Regions from separate parts of the Homo sapiens genome. Here regions 1 and 2 are each linked to region 3. The links are chromatin loops, found by intact Hi-C in ENCODE. Cell type or tissue: B cell. All regions are shown on one strand. Links, peaks and the distances in the headings refer to the core of each region. The heading gives the core; the rest is flanking DNA. Region 1 overlaps MOB3B (MOB kinase activator 3B). Region 2 overlaps MOB3B (MOB kinase activator 3B). Region 3 holds the start of MOB3B (MOB kinase activator 3B).

Region 1 (10,934 bases), core at 4,781-7,280, 69 kb before region 3:
CCCCCAGTTTGTTTGATCCCCAAACAAATCTATGAATTCTCACACTGGAATTTCTTAATCCTCAGATATAAATACCAGTAACTGCATCAGAGTCCATGTAACTTTAGTCAGTTAACCAAAAAATAATAATCTTATCAAGATAAGTGAGTGAGTCTGACATCTAGTCCTAAGAAAGCCAACACAATCACACCTAATATTTCACCAAGTCAGTGTTCCCCAGCATGTGGTATGTGTACCACTGGAGTCCACAAAATAAATGTAAGTGGTCCATAAAGTTTTTTTTTTCATTTCAATGAGGCTCTTATATATCACTCACTACAGGTATGTGAGTGATGGGATTAATGCATGGGTGCTACCTAGCATTCAAAGGCAGTCTGCAAATTTTCATAGTGAAGATTGTGCAGGTGACAAAAAAACTGAGAGCTGGTAATGAACTTACCCACGCATGTTGGAAATATTTCCTCGTTGTTGATCTGAACCTCAATCCAATCCATAAGAAGGTTCATGTACTGGGGAGCTGGCAGCGCTGTTGGCTTCTTATACTTGAGATCATCCTGCCACCGATACTCATATTTGGGGCCCCCTGACATCACAGGACAGGTCCGCTCGGTGCAGAACTCACAGATGGTGCCATAGATGAGGTTGATCCGATTGAAGAAGTCCACCACATGTACTGCCACCCAGTCATTCTGGTCCTCCCCACTGGGCAACTGCACAGCCGCCTTCAGGTCCACACCCGAGTTGAGGGATGCCTGAGCCCGTTTGTGCAGCTCAAACCTCTGTGTGCCAGGTTCAAATTTCCTCTTGGGTCGGAAGGTCTTGTCCTTGTTGAATACCTGCTTCAGGGCTATGGACATGGTCTTCTCTTTCGCTTCCTTTCTTTTGCAGGAAGCGAAAAGGCACCTGGAACTTTTCAGGGAGAGATCACAGCCCAACAGTGTTTTCCACTGCCAGCACTCAGGCCCCAGTCTTACAGCCTGTAGCTTTTAAGCTCTTCTAAACAGCCCCTTCCATCTTCCTCTTGAATGATTTCCAAGGGAACCTCATGTTCTTTCCTAAAGGTAGAAGAGAAAAGGGAACACATGAGTGCCCAGTTCGCCTTTAAAAAATGACAGTCTTCAACCTGATTTCCACCTTGTGTTCTTGGCTGTGCCCACTCTCCATCCAGGTATATGGGCATGGGGGTTAAGCCACTGCCCTGTGACTCTGTACTGTTGATGCAAACCATGCAAATAACTAAAGAAGAAAAGGCATCACACTTGTTTTGTTCATGGCCTTTGTCAAATCTCTACTGGCTCTTCTTTGTGTGATCATAGGCTTAGTGGACCTTTCCAAGGTGTTAAGGATGAACATGTTGATCAATGGCCTGATCCTATCCCACGTGTGCTAGCTTTTAGAGCCCCACCCCCCAACAACTCCTATTAAGTAGGCATGGGGACACTTCCCCCATCCTTCTAGATACAGATGATGGAAAAGGGGTGGCTATCACACCAAGCTGGCTAATAAGAATGTCTCTCCTGGGAATTTGGAATCAGGACTCAGCCTTGGTTGGGCATTAGTGATGTGGCATTGGGTGAGAAGTGATGAAAACTGGGTCTGGTTGAATCTTGCTTGGACCGTGTGTAGTGCAGTTGAGAAAGCTGGTCTGCAGAGCCACGGAGGAAGAGGAGGAAAAGGAGAAGGTGGAGAAGGTGGCTGCCAATACACAGAGAAACAGAGACAAGAGCCTAAGTGGCCACAGAGAGAGGAAGACAAGAGAAAAAGAGAGACAGTGAGAAGAACTAATCCTGATAATCTTCTAGAAACTGGTTCCAATTCCTTTTGAAGCCTAGCTATGCTTCATGCCTTTTGGGATCCATTCACATTTCCTGAATTAGTCAAAGCCTTACTGTATTTCAGCTAACTTGAGTTGGTTCTGTTTCTTGCCAAACATTCCTAACTATGACAGTATTTGTCACCTTCCAATGTGCCGTCCTTTATACCCTTCATCTCACACTTTAGACAGCACTTTGAGGCAGAACTGTCCAATAGAACTTTCTGTTTCCGTGATAATGCAAATGTGTTATATCTATGGTGTTGAATATGGTACACACTAGCCACATGTGGCTATTGAGCATTTGAAATGTGGCTAATGTGACTGAGGAACAGAATTCTACATTTTATTTAATTTTAATGAATTTAAACTTAAATAGGTGCTCACAGCTACCACACTGGATGGCACAGCTCTGAAGTCTTCGATGCCCTCTTCTCCACTAACTTGTTGATCCTCACGAAAATCTGCTGAGGTTTATAGATTTATAATAGGTCTAATAGATTTATAGTGGGTATCATTCTTCCTGGGTCTCCAAGAGATACAATTACTTGCCTAACAAGATCCCATAGCTAGCTGGAGCATGCTGTTAGATTGAAATCCAGTTTGTTGACTCCTAGCAAATGCTTTCTCTACATGGCCATATATTCCCAAAAGTAATGGACTTCGACTTGTCTTTCCTACTGGTTTACAAAGCTTGTTTTCCCCAAAGCTTCTATCCACATATTCCCCAAAGACTGCTGTATAGATTGGTCGGAGGTGAAGGCTATGTTCCGTGGCCTTGAAATAGAGAGGAGATAACTGATCCACTCATAGGTCAAGCCCCAACAAAATGAGCCAACAGCTGTGGCCAGATTCAGAAGAGCCCAACACGGAATCTGTTAAAATGGGCTTGGAGCATGATCCCACTAACTGTTTTTTCCCTGCCTGTAAGGGGTTCTGCCATTCCACACTCAAACAGGGCTTGATGGTACTTTCAACCTTAAGTTATTGAGGCCAATATACCTAAGACATCCTGATTCCCCCTTATCAACTCTGCTCTTCGCTCAGAATTGCTAACCAGGCGGTGGAATCCCCGCCCCACCCCCAGTCCCAAGGCCTCTGGCTCTCTGCCTGCTCACTTCCTCCCTCTTAACCCCACCCTCTTCCTAACAGGTTTTCACTGAAATGCCATATCCGCAAGGTGGGTTTTTTTTTTCCTATTCACAGGACATTGACCTTTGACCCACTCCCCACCAAAGAGATCCATGTGGAAAAGCAGGTCACATGAAACTTTCTGCCTGAGACAGTCTGTGAAATCACACTTCTGGGTACCCTGGAATAGCACCTGTAAGGATATCAACACAGAAACTCTGCAAAGTCTAGGGAAAGAATGGAGTGATCTCTTTTCCTAAAGAATACCTTCCTAAAAGAGACTTAGCTTGCCTGAAAACAGGCTTAAGAAACCTGAGGGTTTTAGAAGGAAATTTCCAAAATAAAAGAATGAGCTGAAGGTTGGAAATACAGAGAAAGGGTGGTGAGGACTTGTTTTTTAAAAAAACAGACAATAGTCCTTCTATGTCTCAAATGCTTAATTGCTGACAGTAAAACAGTAACCACCAAACAGCTGCCCCCTCATGTCTTGAACAAATGAGACTTGCTCTTCTATTAATCTGATAATGAGGGTACCATCAATGCCCACAGTCCTCAGAGCAACTTTCTTTCATGGCCATACATACCCTTGGTGCCACTAATCCTTCTGTTTTCCCTCAGCCAGGAGTGTCTGCTTGCATGGACACCATTGTGGAAACCTTCCTCCGCACCTGTGCCAGGCTCTTGTGGATGCCATCAACAAACCCCTCTGACACCTCTGACGGGAGCATGTGAATAACACCGAATAATCACAACAAATCCTCCTCATCATAAAGCCTTGCGTGGACTGGCACTCGCAAATATTTAAATAAATATTAAAACACTGTTGGAAATTTGGGAATTTTTCTTCTAGAGATACTCATATAACAAATTTGAAGATATGTTTTTTTTTTTTTTTTGAGACAGGAAGATCACCTGAACCTGGGAGGTCGAGGCTGCAGTGAGCCATGATCATGCCACTGCTGGAGTGGTGTGGTGTGATCATGGCTCACTGCAGCCTCGACCTCCCAGGTTCAAACGATCCTCCTGTCTCAGCCTTCTAAGTACCAGGGACCGTAGGTGCATGCCACAATGCCTGGCTAAGTATTTTATCTTGTATTTTGTAGAGACATGGTCTCACTTTGTTGCCTAGGCTGGTCTTGAACTCCTGACCTCAAGCAATCCTCCCGCTCTGGCCTGATACCAGTCTCTTGAACTGGAAGGACAGGTGGTATTATCTCCATTTTACAGACAAGGAAACAGAGACTCAGATCTCCTAGTGCTTGATTCAAATTTGTAAATGATTCTGACATGGTCAGACATGAGGCTGTCTCTTTAGGTCAAACTTTTGAATCTAAAATGAAGCTTTCTTAAGAAGAAATAGGTTGATCAGGTAGGCCCCCCCCCATGTTTAAAGACAATGGCAATCCAGGATGGATAATAACAGATGTATCATGCCACTGAACGACAGAACAAAGAGGCACCCATCTGTGTCTTTTCCTGAGTGTGAGATGCCATATTGGCGCAGGTACCTGAGAGTTTTGAAATTAAAAAGGGAACTGTAAATGCACCTGGACTTACTTTCCCAGCCCAGAGCCCCCTTGGGACCCCTGCCCATAATTTATGCTGTGGGCTAATCAAATAGTTAGAACAGTGCTTAGCCAATGTGAACTCAGGGATCTTGTTAAAATGCAGGTTCTGATTAGGCTGGTCTAACAGTCTCCCAGGTGGTACTGAATCTACTGGTCCATGGATGACACTCAAAGCATCAAGGCCTGATCTAACTAAGTGATCTTGTTAGAAATGTAGACTCTCAGGCTTCACCCCAAACCTGGTAGATCTAAGTGTGCATTTTAACAAAATCTCAAAAGTATATGATCTGAGAAGTGCTGGGTTGGAGGGCTGCCTGCCTGGCTGAGTAAAGGAATGAATAAACAAACTTCCATTTATTGTTTTGTCAACAGATTGTTTCATAAACAGTCTTCAGTTGAGTGTGGGTATGTTCGAGAAAAAAAAATGAGAGATACTGTTTTGAATACAATCGCCTTGACAGATGGTGACAATGACCAGGTCTTTTGATCTGGACTGACTTGTATAGCCCAGCACCCAGCACCTAGGAGGTCTCCAGTGAATACCTTTTCATAAATGCCAGGTAGAGGGCAGCTGCTGCTATTGCGGCCTCAAGCAGAAAGGTTTCTTTGGCTGAATAAACTGTAGCACTAGCAACAACACAGTGGTTATTTTCTGTCCTGTTTCAGTCTCCAAAAAAAAAAAAAAAAAAAAAAGTCATAAAGTTTTCCTTCTAAGTAGAAATGGAAAGTAAATTCTATGTCATGAACTGCACCCATGACAATTCTGGTTGTTAATAAATATTTGAAACCAATGGTTCATTTGATCAATAAACATTTACTAAAAGCTTTTTATGTGTCAGACACAGGGCTAGGCACTAAGGACATAGAGTTCATAAAAATGTGGTCCCTGTCTATGAAGAATTCACAATTTGGTATGTAGTTTTGAGGTTAGTTATTGACTTTTGCTTTTAATACTATAAAGTTCAATGCACCAACATGCATACTGATGTGACTCCTTCAGAGTATTACTTAGGTCAGGGATGAAACAGGACAATAAAGGGTGAGGTCTTTGGAAAGAGAAAAACAGAAATCTAAATAAATAGCACAAAACTGACAGAAGTTCCATGTGCTCTCCATATTTTCTGCCTAATAGATCAATTATAACAATAAAACATGTGCACTATAAAAACATGCAGAGAGAATTCGGCTGGGCTGCAAGGGAATGTTGACAAGGTAGCTAAGCAACGCACTGGCAAGGAAAGTTCTAATTTTTCTTTTCCTATTGATGTCTTTTGCCTCATTAGTTGAGAAATCAAAGAGTCCTTGCCAGGGATAAGGAAGAAATAAAACAACTCTCCCAGTCACTCCTGAGAGATCCATCTTCTCTAGCCAGGCCCACCTCTAAGAGACCTTGGTGGTACTGAAGGGTGAGGGGGTTAGGAAAGGAGAGGGACTGAAGCTGATACCAGTTGCAGGAAAGGCAGTTCAATATCTTATCTGTGAGGTGGAGGACTCCTCCTGGCAGGATCAGCTGCCAGGATGATTCATTTCCTATAGGAAGGCCATAAGAGAAATGCCCCAGAAACACCCCGCATGAAGGAGGTTTAGTGTCATCTTCATTGCCAGGCACAGAGCTGACTTAACTGAATGTTTGCTGAATGAATGAGTAAATGACAGTGAATTACGAACATTTTACATCACAGTGAAACCACAAAAGAGGAACCAAAGTGGATCTCCTGTCTTCAGTTATTTGGGGACTCTATGTCAATCTGTAAGCTCACTGCCAACTCACTGAGGCCGCTGGGATACCCTGAAGTAACAAGTCTGCCTCCTGAAAGGACAAGACTTCAGCTCAACTTTTCTTTCAAATGAGCTGCTCCATTCCTCTGTGTTATCTGAAATTCCACCTCTTCAGAATCAAAGAATGACCAGTCTGATTTCTCATTTTCCCACTATATTGTTCTCTTTATAGCTGGAATAGTCCTTGGAATCGTCCTCCCACTTCCCAAATATTGAATTAAAGTAGATTGGGTTTTTATTTTAGAGGGGTGTATGTATGTGTGTATCATAAAATGAACATCGTCTGACCTTTCCAGGATCCAATAAAGGATGTGCCTAAGATGCAATTCCATCAGCCCTTATGCACTGTTTACCTTATGCCTACTTAGTAGGTGCCATCTTTGCCCACAGGACAACCCCAGAATGGAAGAGATTCCTGCCTGAGAAGCAGCTTTGCTATTTTTTTCCCCAACGAATTCAACTCCTCAACTTTGAGCTGTCATATCACTGCATTTTGTTACATTAGTTGGGAGAAACCTTGCTGCCTCATTTTAATCTTCAAAGATATGCATGGTTTCAGAGCTTAGAATGCTCACATTATTTCTGAACACAGATGAAGTTAGTACAAATAGGTGTAACCGTACAGAAGTCTGTCACAGGACTATTCTGCTCATCTTCTAGCTCTTCAATGGTCGTTTGAATTGCATTCTTGCTGTTTCACAGGCTTATTGTTTTGGTCATCAGTGCAGACATTCTAGCATCAAATGTGTAAGTAAATAGTGCCAAAATGAAAGCATTACCTGTAACCTTATACACTGTAGCAGCAGCAACAGCTACAATAGATGAATGCACAGGTGTTTTCAGCAAAAACCTATAATGATTCATCATCATTCAGAAGAGGACACTTAGTGGTGAGAAAGAATGGAAAGAGTAAAAGAAAAGAGTGGGATTTGTTTGGTATGGTTTGAAACATTACCTACTGACAGTCCATGGAACAAAAGACAGAGTTTTAAAAAATGTTTTCTGAAATAAAGAGAATAATGTTCCTTCTGGACACCAGTACCAACTAGCTTAGATTCCCAACAATGACAAAGATGAAGACCTTTTGGTCAAACCTTGGGCAGGGTTGATCCAATCTTACTGCAGTTGTAAAAATAAATAGTAAAGTAAAATTATTACAGGATAAAAGCTCAGATGACCTATTTAATCTTATAAAGATTATAAATCTTATAATGACATCCTACTGATTATACTGATTTTTTTTAAAAGAAAGAGAAACTTCTCTAAGTCAGTGAGAGATTTGGTATATTATTTCCAGATATTTAGACTAGCTGGAAAATATTCATTTTTGTGGCTTAAAGAAAGACACGTGAATTGAAAAAAACAATATCTAAGTCAGGTGAGGGTAGAAGAATGGGGGATGGGATGAGAACTACAGATAAAGCTTAAGTTATAGCTGAAATAAAAAATTAAGGCAGGTAAAAAATGTAAGTATTTTTACTTTTTAAAGCATGAGTGTATATCAGCTGATATGATGTCACTCTGAACCTTGAACGGATATTGAGATAAGTATTTTTACTTTATAAAGCATGGGTGTATATCAGCTGATATGATATCACTCTGAACCTTCAGTGGATACTGGGATAAAGGTCATTGTCAGTTACCCTTTCTTTTTCTTTGAAACAGCGTATGTCAATCCTTTCTTGGAAAAGTCTTAAAGGAAAAAGGTTCAAATTCAAGGAAGTTGGATCCTGTAACTGACAACAGACTTGTTTACTCTTAGCCACTAAGTGAACTTGAGTCTCAAAGTCTGAAAAATTTCTAGCCCTAGCACCATGAGAACTTATGTATGACATCTGGAACCATTGCAAAAGATCTTTGCAGGAAGGTGGAGAACACAAAATGGGCAAGAAGACTGGAAATTCGAAAATACAGTTTGAATTTTCAAAAGATCATAAGTTTAAGTTTGACAGGGGATAGGTAAAATTAACACCAAGAGCAGGCAAGATTAAGAGGCACTAAAGCCCAGTGGCTAACAGCACACAGCTTTTGCAGGGTTGCTGCAAGAATTCAAACAGTTTACGTAAAACACTTAGCATTAGCAAGTACTGAATATAGTATAGTGGTTGTTGCTATCATCATGTTCATCATTTGAATCATATTATGATACAAGTTTTACTAGAGAGTCAGATTCTTGAGAGACCAGTCACCTAGAATCTATCTTAGGATGCCTAAAATTCTAATTATATAATATTAACAATGGTATTTATTAAGGACTTCCTATTTATTTTAGTTTTCACAACCTTATGAATAGGTATTATTATTATTATACCTAATTTACGCTTAAGGAAACTGAGACACAGTGAGATTGAAGCTATATCCTGATCACAGAACCAGTAAGTAGCCAAGCTGACTCCAAACCTCTTACCACCTACTTAAAAGTGCCTCTTTAGACAGTTGGGTAGTTAAAGAAAAAAAACAAAACAGAGGAAGTTCTGGGGTACACCTAAGGGGGTCAGGGAGGAAATGGGAGAAACAGAGACCTAGCCCTATGTACATTGTCATGTGCCACTCCAGAAGAGATCTATTTCTGGAAACTTCGCGGTCTAGATTCAAAAGACCTGGATTCAAATTCTGGCAATGACTTTAGCTGGCTATGTCTTTGAACAGACACTTTTTATGAATCTCAGTTTTGTCTTCTTTAAAGATGATGGTGGCTGGGCACAGTGACTCACGTCTGTAATCCTAACACTTTGGGAAGCTGAGCCAGGCTGATTGCTTGAGCCCAGGAGTTCGAGACCAGCCTAGGCAACATGGCAAAACCTCATCTCTACAAAAAATACAAAAATTAGCCCAGTGGGACACGCCTGTAGTCCCAGCTACTTGGGAGGCTGAGGTGGGAGGATCACCTGAGCCTGGGGATGTCCAGACTGCAGTGAGCCATGATTGCACCACCGTGCTCCAGCCTGGGCAGCAGCATGAGACCCTGTCTCAAAAAAAAGAAAAAAGAAAAAAATAATAAGGATAACGGTTAATGGTGCTTACCTTTATTGTAAGGTTACTGTGAAAATTAGAAGAGATATTGCCAGTGAAAGTGCTTCACAAATGGAAAACAATTATATGGTTATTGACATAGTGACTGATAAAAGAAACTATGACTTTTGACTTAATATCAAGAAATGATGTGAGAAACAGAAAATGATTCAGTTCAATGCAAATGTGTGTTTACGAATAAGAAATAGGCAGGAGGTGGTAGGGGTGGGGGGCACGGTGGCAATGGAAGCCCTGCATAGGAGGAAAGAAAGAAAGAAAATGCTTCATTCTTGCTTAATTTGGGTGGACTTCTAATTCTCAGGCAAAAAGAAATAATATTAACCTCAGTGATTTGATAATGAGTTAACAATATTCCCCAACATTTATAACACACTTACCCTAATATTTTGAGGGAGTTCCAGTATTTTTTTGCATATAATAAATCTAATGCAATATGGCTTATTTCATGAATTTGGGCAAATTATATCCACCATGCCCTCCCACTAATCCCTCAAACACTTTTCAGAATAGCATATAAATACTCTACATTTAACACATTACATTCCTGGTTATAATCCAGTTACAACCTCTGTATTCTGATAACAGAAATGACTTTCTAAACTGTTTAAAAAGTTATTTTTTATATTAGCTCATTTTCATGCTGCTGATAAAGACATACCTGAAAATGGGAACAAAAAGAGGTTTAATTGGACTTACAGTTCCACATGGCTGGGGAGGCCTCAGAATCATGGCGGGAGGTGGAAGACACTTCTTACATGGCAGCAGCAAGAGAAAAATGAGGAAGAAGCAAAAAAAGAGACCCCTGATAAACCCATCAGATCTCGTGAGACTTATTCACTATCACGAGAATAGCATGGGAAAGACTGGCCCCCATGATTCAATTATCTCCCCCTGGGTCCCTGCCATAGCATGTGAGAACTCTGGGAGATATAATTCAAGTTGAGATTTGGGTGGGGACACAGCCAAACCATATCATTCTGCCCCTGGCCCCTCCAAATCTCACGACCTCACATTTCAAAACCAATCATGCCTTCCCAACAGTCACCCAAAGTCTTAACTCATTTCAGCATTAACCCAAAAGTCCATAGTCCAAAGTCTCATCTGAGACAAGGCAAGTCCCTTCCACCTATAAGCCTGCAAAGTCAACAGCAAGCTAGTTAATTCCTAGACACAATGTGCGTACAGGTATTGGGTAAATACAGCTGTTCCAAATGGGAGAAATTGGCCAAAACAAAGGGGTTACAGGGCCCATGCAAGTCCGAAATCCAGCAGGGCAGTCAAATTTTAAAGCTCCAAAATGATCTCCTTTGACTCCAGGTCTGACATCCAGGTCATGCTGCTGCAAGAAGTGGGTTCCCATTATTTTGGGAAGCTCCACCCCTGTGGCTTTGCAGGGTACAGCCTCCCTGCTGGCTGCTTTCATGGGCTGGCATTAAGTGTGTGTGGCTTTTCCAGGTGCACAGTGCAAGCTGTCAGTGGATCTACCATTCTGGGGTCTGGAAGACGATGGCCCTCTTCTTACAGCTCCACCAAGCAGTGCCCCAGTAGGGACTCTGTGTGGGGGCTCCAACCCCACATTTCCCTTCTGCACTGCCCTAGCGGAGGTTCTC
Region 2 (10,934 bases), core at 4,677-7,176, 88 kb before region 3:
GCTGGGATTAAAGGTGTGAGCCACCATACCCAGCCAAGACCAGAGTTCTTTCTAAGACTTCCAAGGCCCTGCTCCCTCTGTGACTTCCTCACATGTCACTCCAGCCTCACTCATTGCACAGTACTCACACTTTCCTTCTTTTAGTCCTTCAGGGATGCCTCAGTTTTCTCACGTCAGGACCTTTGTAGCTGTTGTTCTACCCCGCTACCCAGACCCCGTACCACCATCCTATCCTTTCTACCTTGCTGAGTCCCATTTACCCTTCTGGTCTCACCTAAAGTATCATTTCTAAGGGGCTCCTATTAGAGACTTTGTGTATGTTTGGTAATATTTGTATGTGAGCTTGTACTTTGTATATTGGCACACTGCATTTTCCTCTGTTAAACTTTTCACACTTGTAATTATTTCTTTCACTTGTTCATTCATCAACTTATACAAAGCACTTTCATGTGCCTGGCACTATCTAGGCACTGGGTTGCAACACTGAGTGGAAGAGATTCCTACACTCATGGAGCTTCCATCCTCTGTAGGTCTTACTCTACTATTTGCTTTTAAGTTCATGAGGACAAGGTCATGCACGTTTTGTTTCCCACTGTGTTCCAGTGTTTCGCACATTAGCTCACTGTCTGGCATGTGTGAAACAGTCAACAAATATTTGCTGACTGTCTGATTGGCCTCCCGAAGTTACTACTGTACTGTTGGGTACATAGTAAGTAAATACAAGTTGAATTAGACAACTGCTTGCAGGCAATTGTGTCCACAGAAAATGGCAATGCTTCAGACTTGTTATGATGATTTGCATTTTATTTGACTTTTTAGTAAGGAATTATTGATCTTCTTATCTCTGTTATGATTAATATAAATGAATAAATATACATGACAAACAACTTCAGAGTGAAAATAATATTAAGGAAATTAGGCGGGTTATCTAATAGAAACAGAAGGGATCTAGGTCACATTATATTGGATGGTTAGAGGAGTCCTCCCAAAGGAAGGAGAAATTTGAGCGGGGATCTGAATATGAAGAAAGAGCAGCCAGCTATGCAAAAATCCAGGGCCAAGCTTTCCAGACACAAGGAACAGAACGCGCAAAGGCTCGGGGAAAGGGAGTAGGGGGAAGAGCTGGGAGTGGGGGGAAGACCTGGGGGTGGGGGGAGTGTGTTTTGAGAAGCATAAAAAAGCCTAGGGTGGCTGAAGTCCAGCAGGCAAGGGGAAATCCTGAAAGAGGAGATGGCAAAAGTAGCCAGGGGCCTCCTCACAAAGGGTCCAGTAGGCCAAGGTAAGGATTTAAGATTTTATTCTGGTTGTAGTGGGAAGATACTGCACTTTAGAAAGTAGATAGTTAATATGATCTATGTTTTTTAAGAAAATAAATTATTTGCTCTGTGGGAAATGGGCTACAGTTGTGCCCTTCTTGGCATTAAGACCTCTTAGAATCTCAGAGACCACTAGAGGAAAAAGTAAAATAGTTCTAATGTTCTAAACTCTGACCTATTTGGGACTATTATATAATTATAAAGGTATTCATTGAATTTCGTCCTTTTTGGTAATTTTCAAGTCCTACTAATGACAACTTTCCTATCTTTATTGGACATTGTGCTAATCAAGGGGCCATAGCTCTGTTAGCACATTTATTTATTTATAAGCAATCCATTTATTACTGGTCATTGATGAATATGACGAATATAATCTAGCTGATGGACATTAAAAAAATCCAAAAAGGGAACAGCTGATAAATGTCTCCCTTCAACTGCTACAAAGTGTGCAACACTGTCACCAGAGCCCTCCTTTTGAAACTCACTGATGCATTTTACATTTGTCAAATTCATTATTTATGAGCAGTGAGCTATACAATAGAAGCGAGAGTCATCCACAGGGACACATCTGCCTGCCTTATATTTGACAGGGCTTATCTCCAAGGGAAGAGGGCTTCAGTTTTTTATCATGTCAGTTAAAAAATGTACTGATGTGTTTTTAGGCTGGAAACTTCTTCTTAAAGCATGAGATAATGACTTTGCTAAATCCTATTCAAAACAAAGACACACCCAAAAGCTATGAAAGCATAGAAACCACATTGCTATTTCTCAAATGAAGGAGAAAGACTGCTGGACTAGATGAAAAGGGGCCTCTTGTTAAGGCTTCCCATGCAAATATGCCAGGATGCATTTTTCCTTCTCATATTTACTAACACCACGAAGACATTGTGGTACGAACCAGTTTACCTTTTAGAAGCTGGATTCACAGATGGCAGTAACAGTAACTATAAATAGCCAAGAGCACTGAGAAATCTTTTAAGGAAGGTCATCGTCACCCTACCGTATACTACTGCTTCAGCATGGGCAAAGGAGCAGAGAGTTAACCTTAGAGAAAGCTCTAACAGTAAATTCAGGGCACTAGCAGCTGGAAGGTAACTGGATTCAAAGCCCTGTTCCTACCCAGGTCTGGGAGCTCTTACTTGCTCCTTGTTGAAATTACCGTGCCCAGTCTGAGATTGTGACAGGCTTCAGAACTGCTACTGCTGAATTGGTGGTAGGAGGTCCCCTTCAGCTGAAGGAGGCTCAGGACCCCTGATACAGCCAAGAGGATGAGGCAGGTGCCTGAAGGAGACCTAGCAGATGGGCAAAGTGCTGGGGCAAGAGGACCTTGTAGGTCTATTTATTGGGTAATTTTAACAGTTCACTTTGATAATGTCTCCTTGCCAGTTTGTTATAAAGGCTACAATACTTCATGTGAAAAACCTGAGCTCCAGTTTTGGTCATATTTGTTAAAGGACATTCCTCAAAGGGCAGCTGCTGGATAGCACCGTTGGGAGGACAAGGAGCTGCAAGAGATGAAACGTACACTTGCGGCGCCTGAAATAACATGAAGTCCAATCAGCCCCGTGAGTCGCTGTAGACTGATAAGGGCAGCCAGATTCCACAGCCATTTAAAGAGTCAACATGTTTTAGGGCTAAAAAACTTCATGGGCCCCAAAGTGTCAACTCCTTGAGGGGTGACTGAGAAACCATGGCCGAAAAGTCCACCTCAGCAGCAAGTCCAGGAACCTACCACTGACCTTACCTGTTGAAAGAGACTTAGGGCCTCTGGGGTCTTTACTTCTGGGAGCCTCAACGGTTTATTGATATGTGTAGCTTCTACTATGGGAGAAAAACACAACAGCTCCTTTGCAGAAATATGGTACTTACAATATTATTAGCAATAATATTAGTGAATATTTATTGAACATTTTCTACACGCAAAGTCCCATGCATTATCCTATTAAGACCTTACAGCAACCTGAAGACCTAGGTTTCCTGAGGTTACAGGGGAGGAAACAAGGTTAACAGACTGAGGAGTAAAGAGGAAAGGCAAACAGAATCTACCTTTATATACTGGACTGGAAATTAAATGTTACAGACATTGAATTATATTGGTCTGCTCATTTCTTAATTGTGAAACTACAAGGCTAGTTGTCATACTCTAATAATCATTTATTTTTTTCCTCCTTCTCTTCCTAGCCGGTGAGACTTTTATCTTTAAAAGACATACCATACATACATACACACATACATATACACACTCAACATTCACCATAAACACAAATTATTGAACCATCTCATCTGTCTTACCTTATTATGGGAGGTTTTTACCATTGGCACAAATCTTTTTAGTTTCAGCAGACCATGAGTCAAATTCCAAGTATTCAAGACACAATGAGAAAGTAGCAAAGCCATGACTTGAAATCTCTTTATTTCATCCATGCAGGATTTCTTCTGCAGGGACCTCATGCTTTGGTGTCACAGAGAAGCAAAACCTTTTGCTTCTTCAAATTATCCTTTTACTTTTTCCCCCTCTCATGCTGTCTTTGAATATATTCATGTTTGTGTTTTATGCAAAGGTATGCATATATGTGCCCAGAATACTCCTATCACAGATGTCTCTGGCATAGCAAAAAAAATGGAATGGAGCCAGAAAGACCTACTATGGACCTTTATAAGCTGTGACCTGTGCAACATTTGTAACCTCTCCGAGGCTCAGTTCCCTCATTGGGAAAACAGGCAAAAGGCTGTTTTGCCTGTCATGCTTTGGGGGTGGGCCCGGTGGTGGGGGGTAAGGCTGTTGTGAGAGGTAAGGTAGCAATGTAAAGCACCTAGTTAACCTACAGTGGAGAGAAAATGGTAGACATCATTATTACAGTAACTGTCTAAAACAAAATCTAGATATGACAAAACCTGGTTAGCAAGGCAGGTGTAAGATTGGTCTCACCCTAGCAGTAAAACACATTTCATGTAGCATAAGATGTTCTATAAATCCCATTCAGAAATGAGTCTGTCCACAGTGGGCAATACATATCTGCCCATCTGCAGGTTGAAGCAATGTGGCCATGTCTCTTTAATGCTGACTGATGTTCAACTACATCACAGTGCCCTTGTCATGGGGCTCAGTTAATGCTGAATTCAATTATCTATGTAGATGGAAAGAGCAGAGTCATAGATAATAATTCTGAGAACAAATACTTTCTAAATGATTCCTTCTTTTTTTTTTTTTTCCATAATAGCTACCTTACTGTATTACTTGGGTCTTGGCTGATGTTTGGTACTCTATAAGAATACGTATCAATGGATGATGGGAAGAAATTCATGACTACTCTGACCTGGATATTATAGAAAGCTCTCCTGAGCCTGAATATTTGTTGCATAAAATTTGCAAGGTGAATAACTGGTGGTGGTCCACCACTCTCTAATGTATGGCACAATAATTATAAAATATTCATTCAATTTTAAGATATTTTCTGTGTGTGTATCAAGTCCCACCAGTTACGCATCTAGTCTGAATTAGCTCATTAGGTTAGGGTGAACATAGTGCTAAGGAAATCAGAAGATTCATTTTTTTTTTAAAGATCAATTAGCATCTTTCCTTTGGTGCTCCCAAAAACTCTGTGATAAGGAGACCACATAACTGTGAATACTGATGTGAAATGCCATCAGTACTGGTGGGTAAATACCATAAAGCAGCGGTCCTCAACCTTTTTGGCACCAAGGATCAGTTTTGTGGAAGACAATTTTTCCACAGCAGGGTTAGGGTTGGTTTCAGGATGAAACTGTTCCACCTCAGATCGTCAGGCATTAGTTAGAGTCTCATAAGGAGTGAGCAATCTAGATCCCTCACATGTGCAGTTCACAATAGGGTCCGTGCTCCCATGAGAATCTAACACCGCCACTGACCTGACAGGAGGCTGAGATCAAGCAGTAATTCTCCATTACTGGCCACTCACCTCCTGCTGTGCGGCCTGATTCATGACTTCCACCAACAAATGTAATGTCTTTTCTACCGTAACTAAGCACTTACCATGCACTGTGGCCATAACTTTTGCAGTTTGAGAGGCAACAAGAAAATTAGCATAAATTTCTTTTTACTTCACAATTTCACAGGCAGAAGATTCATACCATAGATCTGAGCAACCTTAGCCTACAATTTTTTTCTTTCCTTAAGTCCTTATGTTCACCTTTTCACTTAAAGGAAGCACTTTATGGCTTCTCTTTGGCATATCTGAATTGCTGGCATCACTACTCTTGCACTTTGGAGCCATCATTAAGGAAAATAAGGGTTCCTTGAACACAAGCTCTGTGATACTGCAAAGGTTAACTGATAACCCAGATATCTACTAAATGAGCAATGGGCAGGTAGAGTCTACAGTGTGGGTATGCTGGACAAAGGGAAGGTTCTTGTCCCAGGTAGGACAGAGCAAGATTTCATCATGCTACTCAGAACAGTGTGCAATTTAAAACTTATGAATCATTTATTTCTGGAATTTTCCATTTAATATTTTCAGACCACAGTTGACCACAGGTGACTGAAACAGAGGAAATCAGAACCATAGATAAAGGGGGACTACTATATTGTGAAATTCGTAATGCAATTGTCGCTTGTCTTGTTTCAACCAACATAGTCTAGTGCCTACTAGGTACAAAGGACTCCCTCCCCACCCCAGCAGTGTTCTCAGTGTTGTATGGATCCCTAAGGACCCTTTCAAAGGTACACAAAATCCTCCCCTTTCCAACCACATACTCATGTCAGCCCTGACATGAATCAAAACAATAAACCACAATAGACTGAAAATGCAGAAGCGGATATGAGTCCAGTTGCCTTCTGTTAAACCAGACGTTAAAGAGATTTGTGAAGAGTAAAACAATATTACTCTCTTTACTCAAAAATTTTTTTGTTTTGGGAAATGTAGTTATTTTTCATAAAAAAAGTTATTTTGTTAGCATGTAATGGGCTTATTACTTTCTCAATTAATAAATATTTTTAAATTTTCCTAGTTTTAATTTCTAATATTGTTAGCTGTTGCTAGATATGACCCACATACACAAAAGATCAGGATTTTCAGTAATTTTTAAGAATATGAAGGGGTTCTGAAACCACAGAAAATTTGAGGAGCACTGACTGTTGTTCATCTGTCTTATTTAAATCTTACAGCATCCTAATTCCGTTTTCCTACTTTAATTGTCTTCATAGAACTTATCCTTATCTGACATTATGTCATATATTTATTTGCGTTTTATCTGTTTTCTCCATAAGCCAGTTATTTGCCTACTTGCTCTCAGATCCGTTCTCTATCTTTCCTCAGCAAAACGTGTTTCCCAGGCTCCTTTGCCAAAGACAGTGGGAAGCATTGGCAGGAGACTGGAGGAGGGAAGCAGACAGCCAGGTATTTCTACCTCCCACCCTGCCCTTTCGGGTCAGGCAGTACTGCTATTCACCTTGGCTCCAAGGGACCTCCCCTCTTTGCCCCTGGCTCCTGAGCCCTGGTAACACCCTCTCTGACTTCCCTCATGCAAGCCTAAGGTGGCAGTGGCTTCCGGCTCTTGTTATAATATTATATTGTTGCTTTGCCAGCCCAGTTTGACTTTGAGCTCTCTCAGCACTTTTGTGCTAGTTCTCCACGTTAGCTCCTTTCATTGCACCATCTGGCATGGGGCCTGTTTTCCTGACTGAAATGTAAGTTCCATGAGGTCTGGGCCTGTCTCATCTGCTACCATAACCACAATGTCTCAAGTAAATAATTTTTTCAAAGTAACAGCCCTGTGGGATAAGTGTTAGTATCATTATTTTATATATCTGAAAAATAAGGCTCAGGCAGAATTTGCTCGCCCCAGACAAGTGGGTCTCAAACTCTAGCTTGAATCAGAATTACCTACAGAGCTTTAAAACACAGATTTCTGGGCCACTTCCAGAATTTTTGATTCACTAAATATAGGGTGAAGCCTATAACTGCATTTCTAATAAGTTCCCAAGGGATCCTGATGCTGCTGGTCTAGGACCCACTTTGAGAACTACTGCCCTGCGTGACACAACTGAAAAGCAGCAGGGCCAGTCCTTATGTCTAGTCTTCCCACTGCATCTTGAAGCTTAAGGGTATTTGACACCAAGCTCAACAGTCAGGAACGTGCCACCAAATATACATCAACTCTCCCAATAGCTCACTCTGGGACTGTAGTCCAGATCTCTATTACATTATTCATCCTGTACTCTATTATTTGTAGTCTATACCACACTGAAAGTAACAAGTTTTTAAGTTTCCAAACATACATAAACGATTTCTTCCTTTCTTTTACTGGTCTATCACTGAACCTTCTCAAACTGCGAAAGGTATTCTTAAATATCAGGATTTAGTTGGGGAAAATACCCAACCATATTTGCCATCTTCCCTTTATGATTTTACAGCTTTTCACTTTTTCCCTCTTCCTGAAGAATTCAAGTTAGTCCAATCAGGAACCCCTACTTTTCAATTTCTTAATCATCTTAGAGACCATACCCTGGACCGTCTTCTATTCTCATACACCCACCTTGAGTTGCCCCAAGGGCTGGGCACTCTGATTTCAAGACTCACCATCAGGGTTTTGATAAGAAGGTAACATTTTGGTTTGGTTTTAGCATACTTCCTGATCATGCCCCAATAGCTTTATTAGCCCTGGTAGTTGTTAGACTTCAGAAAACCAATGTACACATGACTGGCCTTCTCCTTGGGCTGTCAATAATTATCCTTTCAGAACAGTGAAGAGCATGAATGGCATATGTATGATACACATTCTTTAGTCTTGCACCTATGCAGATATCATAATCAACCACAGCATGTTCTCTCTGAGCCCCATCTAAGAACATTATATGGCATAATATTTCAAGAGCACAAGGCCATGGCAGATGTTCTGCACCTCCTGTGACATTCCAGTAAATGGAAACCTCTGCCTTTGCAACCCCTGTCCTCTGGGAAAAGAAAGAAAGAGAGAGAGAGAAAGAAGAAGGAAAGAAGGAAGGAAGGAAGGAAAGAAGGAAGGAAAGAAAGAAAGAAAGAAAAAGAAAGAAAGAAAGAAAAAGAAAGGAGGGAGGGAGGGAAGGAAGGAAGGAAGGAAGGAAGGAAGGAGGGAGGGAGGGAGGGAGGGAAGGAAGGAAGGAAGAAAGGAAGGAAGAAAGGAAGGAAGGAAGGAAAAGATAAAATACCCCACATCAACCTGCTTTCTTCCACCTCTTCAGATGTCATTTGTAAATGGAGCTCGGGTATTAGAAGGGAAGGCAGTAAATTTTTTCAAGTTAATCATAAAGATATCTTCACAAGTACATCTGTACTTTAAATAGGTACATATATGAAAAAGTGGGCCTAAATTTTTCTACTTGAAAAGAAATACTTTATCCCAATTTAATCTTTATCATTTCCAGAAAACAGGGAATTATAGACACTACTTTCATCTTGTTTTTAAGTTATTATGTTTTTAGAGAGAGGAAAGGTTATAATTTCATCAAATGCAGCTTAAAAAACTCTGTAGCTTTGTAGTTAGGCAAGTCTGGATTCTAAACCTGGATCAACCACTTACTAGGAGGGTGACTTTGAAAGAAGAAATTTATCTCAGTTTCCTCATTTGAAAATAGGGATAATAATAATGATGGTTAACCAGGACTGCTGTGAGGATTAGAAAAAATATAATAAAAGACCTAGCATATTGCTTGGCCCAGAATAAGTAATAAATGCTAGTTAATATAATTATTACTGTATTTTAAGCTTTGGAATTACCACCTTATTTTAAAAGTGGAATGTATCACTCTTAGTTGGTATTCAAATTTTGATCAACTGATATTCTAATGGATGTAAAAAATTATTTCTTTTCTGAGATCACTGGAACTGTGACATGATCAATAGCGTCTCTCCATTTTTTCTTCAGCTGGTAAATAAATGTGCAAAGGTACTGAAGGCAAAATTCTCCTATGTAATCAAGCAGTAAAAGCTGTAATAAATCAGAGGTTTTTCCTTTTTATATCACTTTGAAAAGGGAAATTATGCTAAAATTTTTTCAGCATTTAATTCTCTACCAGGAACATCCTAAGCACTTTATGTGCATTACGTCACTTAATTCTGATAACCTTACAAAGCAGGTATTATTATTTTTCCCACGTCACCTTCTAGATGGGGAGGTAGTCTCAGAGAAGTTCAGGGTTTGCCAAGCTTACATAGGGAGAGCTTACGTAAGGAGAGGAGCAGATTTAAATCAGAACTGAAGATGAGCTCTGGGACTTTACACTATTTCTGGAAAACAGAAAAAAGCCAGCAGCCATCCCATGTGCCTTGACAGCTACTGCCCACAGGTAGTTTCTAGCGACTCTGGTACCTCGTTGACACATTTGCTCACATTTCTCTTCAAAAACATGGGAAGACAAATGCCCCTGGCTGCAGGCTTTTTCTTTTCCACTTTGAGATGCCAAATATGGATGGCTTATCTGAGGGCCATAATAGGTAAGTCCGCAATATTTAGCAACTTCTTTTCTTCCTGTTAACTGTAGTAGAATTCCCAGGCTGGGTCAAGCAATCAAGGAGGTATTGAAGAGAGTGATCCACAAGTAATTCTCAGTGGTCCCCAGACACTGAGGCCCCACTGTGCTGTCACATCAGGCATTAGGGTAATCTTCAGCTGCACCAGAGACTAAGCAGGAGCCTCCCATTGCCGGCGGATTGTCAAGGGATATGATCCAGGGGGTGGGCAACACAATGAACACCTGACTCTTGGCTGCAGCTTCTCCCTTAATTCTTCGCTGCTCTCCAGTCCTGACGACCTGGGCTGGATGATGTAGAAACATCAAAAGCCTATTGCTGCTTTTGAATAATGGTTATTTCTTTTCCTGAGAAAGAACTAACAACTCTGGCTCCAGTCTCTGTGACGACGAATGTTTTAATCACAAAAGGCCTGAACTAAGGTTCAGTTAGACACATCACTAAGGAGATATTCACATAATAAAAGGCCTCTTCGCCAAGTTTTGTTTAAATATTGAACTCTCAGAGAAATGAAGATGTTAGCCAAGTGACAAAAAATTCAACTGCCTCCCAATTTTTGGGAATACATCTTTTTTTTTAATATGAACTATGTGGCATCCTTCAATTCATTTACACTTGCACTACAGTAGTAGTTCACCACGTGTCTACTTTATACCGAATGTTATGCTGGGTGCTGCATCCTGCAGCAGAAAGAAGATGGAACTGGCTTTGTGCAGGCCACTTGTGCTATGCCTGTGAAATGCCTTCTAAAGTTCTATTAGAGACTCCTTCCTGATTCTAGCTGTCAAGGCCAAGCAACGCCAATCTCATCCCATGAATGTCTACCTTTCCTTTCATTTGTTCCCCAAGCTATAGCAAAAGATGAAGGGAACATGGATGATCAACTCCACAGCCAAATGCTTGAGATAATTATGGACTTTTGATCCTTAGTTCTTTCTAACCTTGATTTACCTGATGAGTCTATTGTATCACACTGAGGCTGTGATACTGAGGGAACTAACGTTTAAAGCTTACTGCTCTATGTCCTAGCATTGTGTCAGGGGCTTCACACGTAGCATGTTATTTTATATTCTTAACAATTCCATGAAGCAGGTACCTGTATATGCATTTTACAGATGAGAAGACAGGCTCA
Region 3 (7,695 bases), core at 1-2,500:
CAGCCCCAACGCCTTTGGCTAGAGATTGAAATCCTCTGGAACCAACCACTGGACGCTCTGGATTGGGGCGGAACGCGCTTCCACTGTCTCGAAAGCAGCACCTTCTCGGATTTGAGCCTTTGCGGCGCGCCTGGGCTGAGATCTGAGAAATGCGCCCTGGGCCACAGGCAGCAGCGGAGGCGGGGAAGGAACAACTTTCCCTCCGCCCTCTAACCACAAGGGCGGGGTGGGGCGGCCTCGCTGGGGTCGGGCTCCTCCACTTTCCCAGCTGGGATCCCCTGCCGGAGCTGGCGTGGGGGCCGGGGAGGGGGACCAGAGGGGCTTCCTTCTCTCCCCAAGCCCCGCCAGATGTTGGAAAGGCAAACAATAGGGGAAACGCGGAGAAACAAAAGGCCATTCGCCACGATCTCAGTCGGCTGCGTAGAGAGATCTCTGTGGGGAGGGTTAGGGGAGAGGGTCAGGAAAGAGCGCGAGGGGGGGGATCCCGAGAGATTTAGAGTCTCTGGTACTTGCCAGGCACCAGGGGTCGGCGCTTTACCCTCCCAGCAGGGGTCTGAAGGTGGGAAGGGGCAATCAAAGAAAACTTGAAGGGTTTTCACCTTCTTCCCCAGTTCAGGGAAAGGGAGGGGCTGGGATTCCAGATGTTTGACAGTTGTTGGCCCCAAAGTTAAGCGCGATTTGTACGGCCTTTACACGCTCCCCACCTCCGTGAGGCATCGTCAGCCCCGGGGGCGACCTGGCTGACGGTGCGGACTTCCCCTACGCTGCCCCAAGCCGAGACTCCTCCCTCAGGATCAGGACGCCCAAGCGTTGTCCCCCAGCCCAGGCGCACTTTTGTAAAAGTTTGTCTTCCCGCCACCCACAGCCCAACACGCACCCTGCAGGCGTCCGCGGCTGGGGATGGGCTCGGAGTCTTGCACCCCGAAAGAAGGACGATCTTATTGATTTATATCTTTTCAAATCAAGGACAAATCAAGATCCCGGGGTGGAAAGTGGGCGACCCTTGTTCCTGCCGGGAAGTGCACACGAGGAGCCGGCCAGAAACCCAGGCGCCGGCAGGGGTCTGAAGAGGACTCCAGCCCCGGAAGCCCGTGGCCGGCGGGCAGAAGACCGGTCCGCCGCCTCCCGCACCTTCTTGCACCCGCGCCCAGGTGCGCCCCAAACCTCGCCGCCCGCCCGGGCGAGATCGGGAGCGAGCAGCCACCGGGCTGCGCCGCCTCCCCTAGCTTGGAGCGGGTTCTTACTCACCGTGGGGTTTTACCTCCAGCCCAGGGCCCGGTCGGCTCCCTTCGCCGGGTCAGCTGCAGCCAGCGCGAAAGAAAATGGTGAGCTCGGGGCAGGTGGGGCGTCGCTTGCCAATCCACGCAAGGGACTCTGCCGCCGGTGCGCGAGGTCCCGGCGAGCCAACCGGCGGACGGGCGAGCGCCTGGCTCCAGCTGCAGCCGCCGTCGCTCCGGAGCAGCCCCCTCATGCACCCAGCGCGCCGCGCAGCCGGCCGGGGCTCGACTGTCTCGCGGGGACGCCGAGCGGGGACCCCTGGCGGCCGCCTGCGGTATGGCAGCACCGTGGAGAGAAAAGTCGTCTTTGGGATCATCTTCCCTCCGGAAAGAGATGGGACATGACCAGTCTAAGGGGGCTTCCAGCCTTGCAGAAAAGACACTGGGCCAGGGCAGTGAAGAAGGTGTCAGATCAGAAAGGATGATCTCTGGGTCCACAACGGCCACTTCCAAGGCACCTAGAGAGGGGGAAACAGTTTGCCTTCCCCAGGATTTTCTGATTGTTGAAAAATACCATGAACTGCCTGACACAGAGCGGAGCATAAATCATTGGAAAATACTCAGATTCTAGTGGATTTACTAGAACACACTGGGAGTCATGGATGAACCTGGATTTTAAAGCTCAACCCACAGCCCGCCACTCTCTACTTGTGTGGTCTTGGTCTATCTACAACCTTAAAGCCTCAGTATTCTCCTCCGTAAATTGGCGGGGAGCAATATCACCCTTGCAGGGTGATGGTTACGGGTAAACTACATTTGAAACGTTTTTATAGTTTATAGTAACAGAAATCAAATATGAGCTTCCTGCCTTCTGGAGAAAAAGAATTGGATCTTTCACATTTTTCTATTACCCATATGATCACATCTTAATGCATATTGATTGAACTGTACCAAATGACGAAGTACTGCATTTTACCATTCTTACTACACACTTCAAAGAGGTGTGGAAATATATTAAGTAGAAATTAGGATATATAGAGAAAACATCCCTCCTCCAAAAGAGGTTTCTGCAACTAACTACGAAGTGAGAACTTCTAAAATCACTTACATCTTTTGCAATATCATCTCAGATATTGTAAGAAACATTTAATAAATAGTCATGACTTAATGATATCAACCCTGGATTAAATGACTCTAATTCTGTGTCACTTTTGTGTAATGTAAAGATACCGATTGTGAATATAAGACTCAAATATGGGAAAACTGCCAGATACAAAAATACAGCCGCTAAGCAATATTTCTGTTCATCACCGAGGAATCTCATTTCCAAAGTGCCCCAGTTTTTAAGAGGAAGAACACCAGAGTCAGACAGACCCATAGCAGCTGAGTCTAACCTTTCTGAAGCTCTGTTACCTCATCTTATAAAATGAGGATAATATAGGTAGCTGTCATTCAATGAAGGAATGCATACAACATGCTTAGCATAACACCTGTCACATGGTAAGTGCTCCAGGGTCACCACCTATCATTGTTTCCAGCATACAGTTATCACCCCACCGACATGTAGCCCCTCCCTCATGAGCTCAAGAGCCCCCAGCACGTGTTCTACTCACACACGCACAAGCTTCAGTGTCCCTTAAGATGTTATCTCCTGGAAAGTAGGAACAGAAAGAGAATATTTTCAGGTAGTTTGGAACAGAATGAATAACATTCACATTCCTTGCCCAAGTCAGTACAGATTAATTTCCATCATTTCCAACTCATACTTTATACATTTCCCATAAGAGGAAAATCATGCTGGTTTTCAGTAGCATATGAAAAAAAAAAAATTCCAAGAGGATTCTTTTGCCAAGCCACTTCATTACAGCTTCCCCTTAGAGGATACCAAAGAAGCACAGGGATATTGGAAAGGTGTCACCATAGCAACATTGTAATAGACAGATGACAATAGAGTAAAAGCGAAGAAAGCACATTTGCATAGTCATTGACAAACTTGGACCTACAGTCATATTGCTCTGGGCAGCAGTGCTCAGAGTCCAAGGGCTACTCAAAGTAAATTTGGTAAGAGGCTATTTCTATTCATTTTGGCTGAGTCTGACTACCCAGTTCATTGTGCTCATGTGTGTGCTAATTGTAATTGTTACAGGCAGTTCACTAACAAACAGCAGACATCCTCAAGAGTCCCTTTCATCCTAAGCAATGTGAGTTCACAAATCTAAATGTGTACCTAATAAATCTTCAATAGTAAAGCGTACTTCCTCCTTACCTGCTTCTGTTTTGTTTTCAAAACCTTAAATAGTCACAGGTATAGAGAAATTGTCTCAATGCTTATGGGAGCTTCTGTGATAACTTATGTTAATTAACTCTGGGTACTGAAAAGAAACAAACGTGCATGGCTTCCCCTAAGCACTGAGGTAATGGCAATTCAAATAACAGCAAATTTATATATGTGATATACACAGATTTATATATATATAAATATATCACATATAGATATATAAGAAGACATCATATATATATACACACACATTTTAGAGATCATATATATCTTTTAAGCAATTTCAAACCATACAAGAATCCATATATGATCTTAAGGCATAATTTCTGCCAGCATACTTCTCAACATTTATAATGACACTAAATGTCTATAGTCGTTTCCTCTGAAATGCACATTACATCAATCCCTTTTTGTGAAAGTGGAACTAAGGCATAAAAAGGTCAGAGTTCAGGAGCTGGGAAGAACATATGACAGTGTTCAAAGTTGTTTCAGTGACAGCTGAACAAGATAGTGTCATGTGGAATCATAATGGACAATTATCTGCTTTCTGGTCTATAGGAATAGAGTGAGTGTTCTTTCCCAAGTTTAAAAAAAAATTATTGAAAAGAGACTGTACTCTTTCTTCCTGCTCTTAGAATCTGTTTTGTTTATAGTGACCCAATGCTCCTTCATATCTATCAGATGGTATTTTTTTCTTATTTAAAAATACCCATGTGGTTGAGGCTGCAGTGAGCTATGATTGCACCACTGCACTCTAACCTGGGCAATGAGACCCTGTCTCAAAAAAAAAAAAAAAAAATAGTTTGTATCCTTAATAAGCGACCCTTCTTCTCAAGAGATGAGCCTGATGTTTCTGTCTGGCTTAACATTAGCCAGGTGTGGTACACTTGTGATCTGCCTCAGTATTCTGAGTAATGGAGAGGAGTTCTCTCACTGTGAAACAGGTCAACTTAGATACGATCCAAAAAGGGTTAGTTGCCAGGAGAACCAAAGTCTAAGGTAGTCATATCTACAAGCCCATAGCCTGGACCCCCAAATTAATCCTACAGTGAGACTTTAGCACCTTTCACAAGTGGAGAAATCAGACCACTGTGTGCTCAATGGGTTTGGAATGTTGTGCTTTCAAAGTAATTAATACAGAAAGGCATAGAAAGATAGAGAAGAGACTAGTGACTCATGGATGCTTCCAACGTGATATAACGCCCCTTTCTCTTCTAAATAGTAAAATAATGAAGATCTCAAAGAGACTTTCTCTCTTTGAGAAACACAGCTTTACTGCTTTTGTGATCAATGCCCACTGCCCTCACCAACAAATCAGTCATTAATTCCCAACTGCCTTGCATTGCAAATATAGAAAAAAAGGTTTTTGGATCTCCTTAGCTCTCTTTGAATGTCTATAGGAAAGAAATGAAGGAAGTAAACTTTTCTACTGCCAGACTGAAGGTAGATTTTGATAAACTTGGAACCTCTCCAAATCACCCTCTACCCTCCTGGCATAGAAAATAAACAAGATTTTTCCCTTTACATCATAATTAAGGAAAGAGACAAAAATGAAGGTATCATCCAACCTGATCTTCTTTAGCCTCTAGCTGTTCTAACGACACAGAACTATTTTCTCAAGATTCCAATTAGGTTTGCTATACTGCTCAATATTAATTTCCTCTTAAGAAGCTACTTCACCATTTGGAAAGCCCCTTGGGTTGAATAATTATTGAATTTCTAAATGGCCTCTGGCTAGCCTCAATTGCATGAGTGTTTCATGTACAGTAAGTAATATGAAAGAGGCTTGCCTTGGGTATTGAACAGCCTCTAATGATGCTTTTCAGAGGGAAAAAATCCCTCTGAAAAGATTTTTGGAAAAGTTTCAGTTAAATTTTTCCCAAGTCTTCTTGTCTACTGCTCAGCAGAGTCTCTGTAGAAATGAATAGATAACTTCCTTCCTTCATTTTTCCCTTCCTTTTTTCTTTCTTTTATCCTGCCCTCTTCCGTCTTTGTTTCTTTCTCTTCTCTTCTCTGTTAGAGGATTTATGATAGCTAGGTAACTCATTAAGGTTTCTATCCAGTGTCCCAGAAGAATAATTCTTCTTTTTAATAAAATGAATTACATTTTCATTCCCTTTCCTTGTCTTTTTGTTTTCCTGTGTTCTTTTTGGTTTCTTTCAGCAGATGATAAACGATGTTTTCCTTTGAAATTGCTTCTCACTCCTGCTCAGACGGTCAGCATGAGAAGTCAAAAGGAAAGCATACACACTAGTAAGAGAATCAGGGCGTGGAAAAGGGTCTCTAAGACCCCAACCCCCAAGAAGGAGATGGAGACCCAAACATGCCAGTCATCAGTTTGAGGCTCATAGCTTGTTAGTTTAGAGCCAGATTTTGTACTTGTAGTTTGAGGAGCACAGCTTGTTAGAATCCAGATCTCATGGCTTTTAATCCAGAAATATTTCTTTGTTTGGGAGTTGTTTTTCATTGTTGCTGTTGGCCAGTAATTACGGTACTCTTGTGAAAAGGCTGTTTTATAGGTCAGTTATTTGGAAAGGCCGTTTTCCGTTTGTTTGGTACTGAATAAATGTGCTTGCCTTGTTCATTTGGCAATGTCCTGAGCTCCTCAATCTCTCAGTCCCTTCTTTTAGAAACAATGGTTTGCCTACAGGATGCCAGGTGCTTTTCTCAGGGCCCTGCTCCTGTTATATTTGATTTCTCTGTCAACCTTTTTACACTACTACATACGCCCAGAGTGACAGAAAAAAGGGAGAAGAGAAAGAAAGCAAAAGGAAACGAGAAAAGGAAGTTGAAAGCAAAAGAGGAAAGAAGGAAGGAAGGGAGGGTGGGAGGAAGGAAGGGAGGAAGGGAGGGAGAGATGTTGAAGATCACCAGTGACTTATACAGGAAAATTAATGATCAGATATCCTTTGTTAAATTTTAATACTGGCAGTCATGTCTGTTATTAGGGAATCCAAAAGTGATGAAAAGCAATCTCCCTTCCTTCTCCTCTGCTCTCCCCACTCCTACCCTACTACGCCCCAGGTTATACTTCACTGCATCTACTTGGATGATGACATAGGAGTCTGGCATTATGTTTCCTTAAAATTTGTCTGCCTTTTGTGGGGTTTGGTTGCCAACCACCCCTCTTATCCTACCTGCAATTTCCTCATTCCTTGTTTTATTTTTAGAAGAACACACCTACCCAGACACTCATTCTTTTTTACAAGTAGTCTAGTTGAAATGTGTTGACCTTGACCCCTATCGGCAGAACTGCTCAGCTGACCCATTGACTCTTGAGAAATAATAAGTAGTTGTAGTTTTAAGGTGCTACATTTTGGAGTGATTTGTTATGCAGTTTTATTGTGGCAATAAATAACTGATACAGATAATGTGGTGATCTTGATGAATACAAGAGTGCCTGGCCCGTAAGTAGACACTCAATAAATGTTGGACTGGAATGAACTGGCAAATAGAGTAAATTAATATTCATCAATAGGGGCTTAATTAAATATGTTGTGACATAGCCTAACAATGGAACACAATGCAGGTATTAAAAACAATGAATAAAAATTCAATGAGTTGATGGCTTAGGATTTGTATATTTGTCTGTGTATTATATTACATATCAGTAAAGAAAGCCTGTATACAAAGCAGCATGATAGCCTTTTAATATTAAAAAATCTACAATGTATATATTCATAGGAAAGTATCTGGAAGTACATATACCAAGATGTTGACAATGGTTCTCTAGGTAGAATCATAACAGGTTAATTTAAAATTTTTTCTATACTTCTTTATTTTATTTGAAGACGTTCAACTTTATTTTTTATAATAACAAAAGAGTAAGGTGATAAGATACTCTTTTCCTGAGTCCAGGACACATGGGGTGAGCTACCCTGATATGACATTTTCTCTTTCTCTCCCCAAAGCACAATGAAGATCTTGAAGGGCACACAGAGAGAGGGAAGGCAACAGAGGCAGGCTTTGTTGGACACCAAATGAATGTACTGAGCCATTGTTCCAAGACAGCTCTGTATTTTAAAGCTCAGCATGGGCCAAATTCAACCTCTGGATGAAATATGTGATTCTTGTGGCATTGTCAGAAGTGGCAAATGGATTCTCTCCTCCTAAATGTGGTGTGACTCTCCCATCAACCACAGGTAGCAAGTAACGGCACACTTGCCACGACCTCTACTGTCTGCTTTCTGTATCACTGCC

What was found. Hi-C counts contacts between places; a loop is a spot of excess contacts. Peaks named below come from ENCODE experiments on the same cell type or tissue, not always from the same donor. Only the 100,000 strongest peaks of a DNase experiment are listed, where the experiment ranks them.
Region 1: a loop joins it to region 3, with 5 times the contacts of the local background. A loop is called at or near these places in 22 of 110 quality-filtered maps.
Region 2: it touches region 3 in a loop (5-fold over the local background); 18 of 110 quality-filtered maps call a loop at or near these places.

Annotation. Positions count from the first base shown.
Region 1 is chr9:27,454,694-27,465,627 of GRCh38, forward strand. It overlaps MOB3B (MOB kinase activator 3B), which reads right to left. Exons shown (of 4, transcript NM_024761.5): 2 at 440-1,055. The coding sequence starts at 857. Among named protein-coding and RNA genes, the nearest start is that of IFNK, 64 kb to the right of the region's middle. RefSeq lists an enhancer at 10,556-10,934. In B cell, for the core only: no CTCF peak of the experiment used is centred there; a DNase peak (open chromatin) is centred at 6,198; H3K27ac peaks cover 1,491 bases.
Region 2 is chr9:27,435,866-27,446,799 of GRCh38, forward strand. All of the region lies in intron 2 of MOB3B (MOB kinase activator 3B), which reads right to left. Among named protein-coding and RNA genes, the nearest start is that of IFNK, 83 kb to the right of the region's middle. In B cell, for the core only: no CTCF peak of the experiment used is centred there; a DNase peak (open chromatin) is centred at 6,006; H3K4me3 peaks cover 560 bases; H3K27ac peaks cover 1,628 bases.
Region 3 is chr9:27,528,307-27,536,001 of GRCh38, forward strand. MOB3B (MOB kinase activator 3B) reads right to left here and starts at 1,508. Exons shown (of 4, transcript NM_024761.5): 1 at 1,249-1,508. It overlaps LOC124902107 (dapper homolog 3-like), which reads left to right and starts at 150. Exons shown (of 2, transcript XM_047424279.1): 1 at 150-420; 2 at 714-2,394. The coding sequence starts at 150. The coding sequence ends at 1,702. RefSeq lists silencers at 236-285, 1,256-1,555, 7,485-7,695. In B cell, for the core only: CTCF peaks have their summits at 1,555 (motif pointing left) and 1,754; DNase peaks (open chromatin) are centred at 165, 765 and 1,465; H3K4me3 peaks cover 1,880 bases; H3K27ac peaks cover 1,435 bases.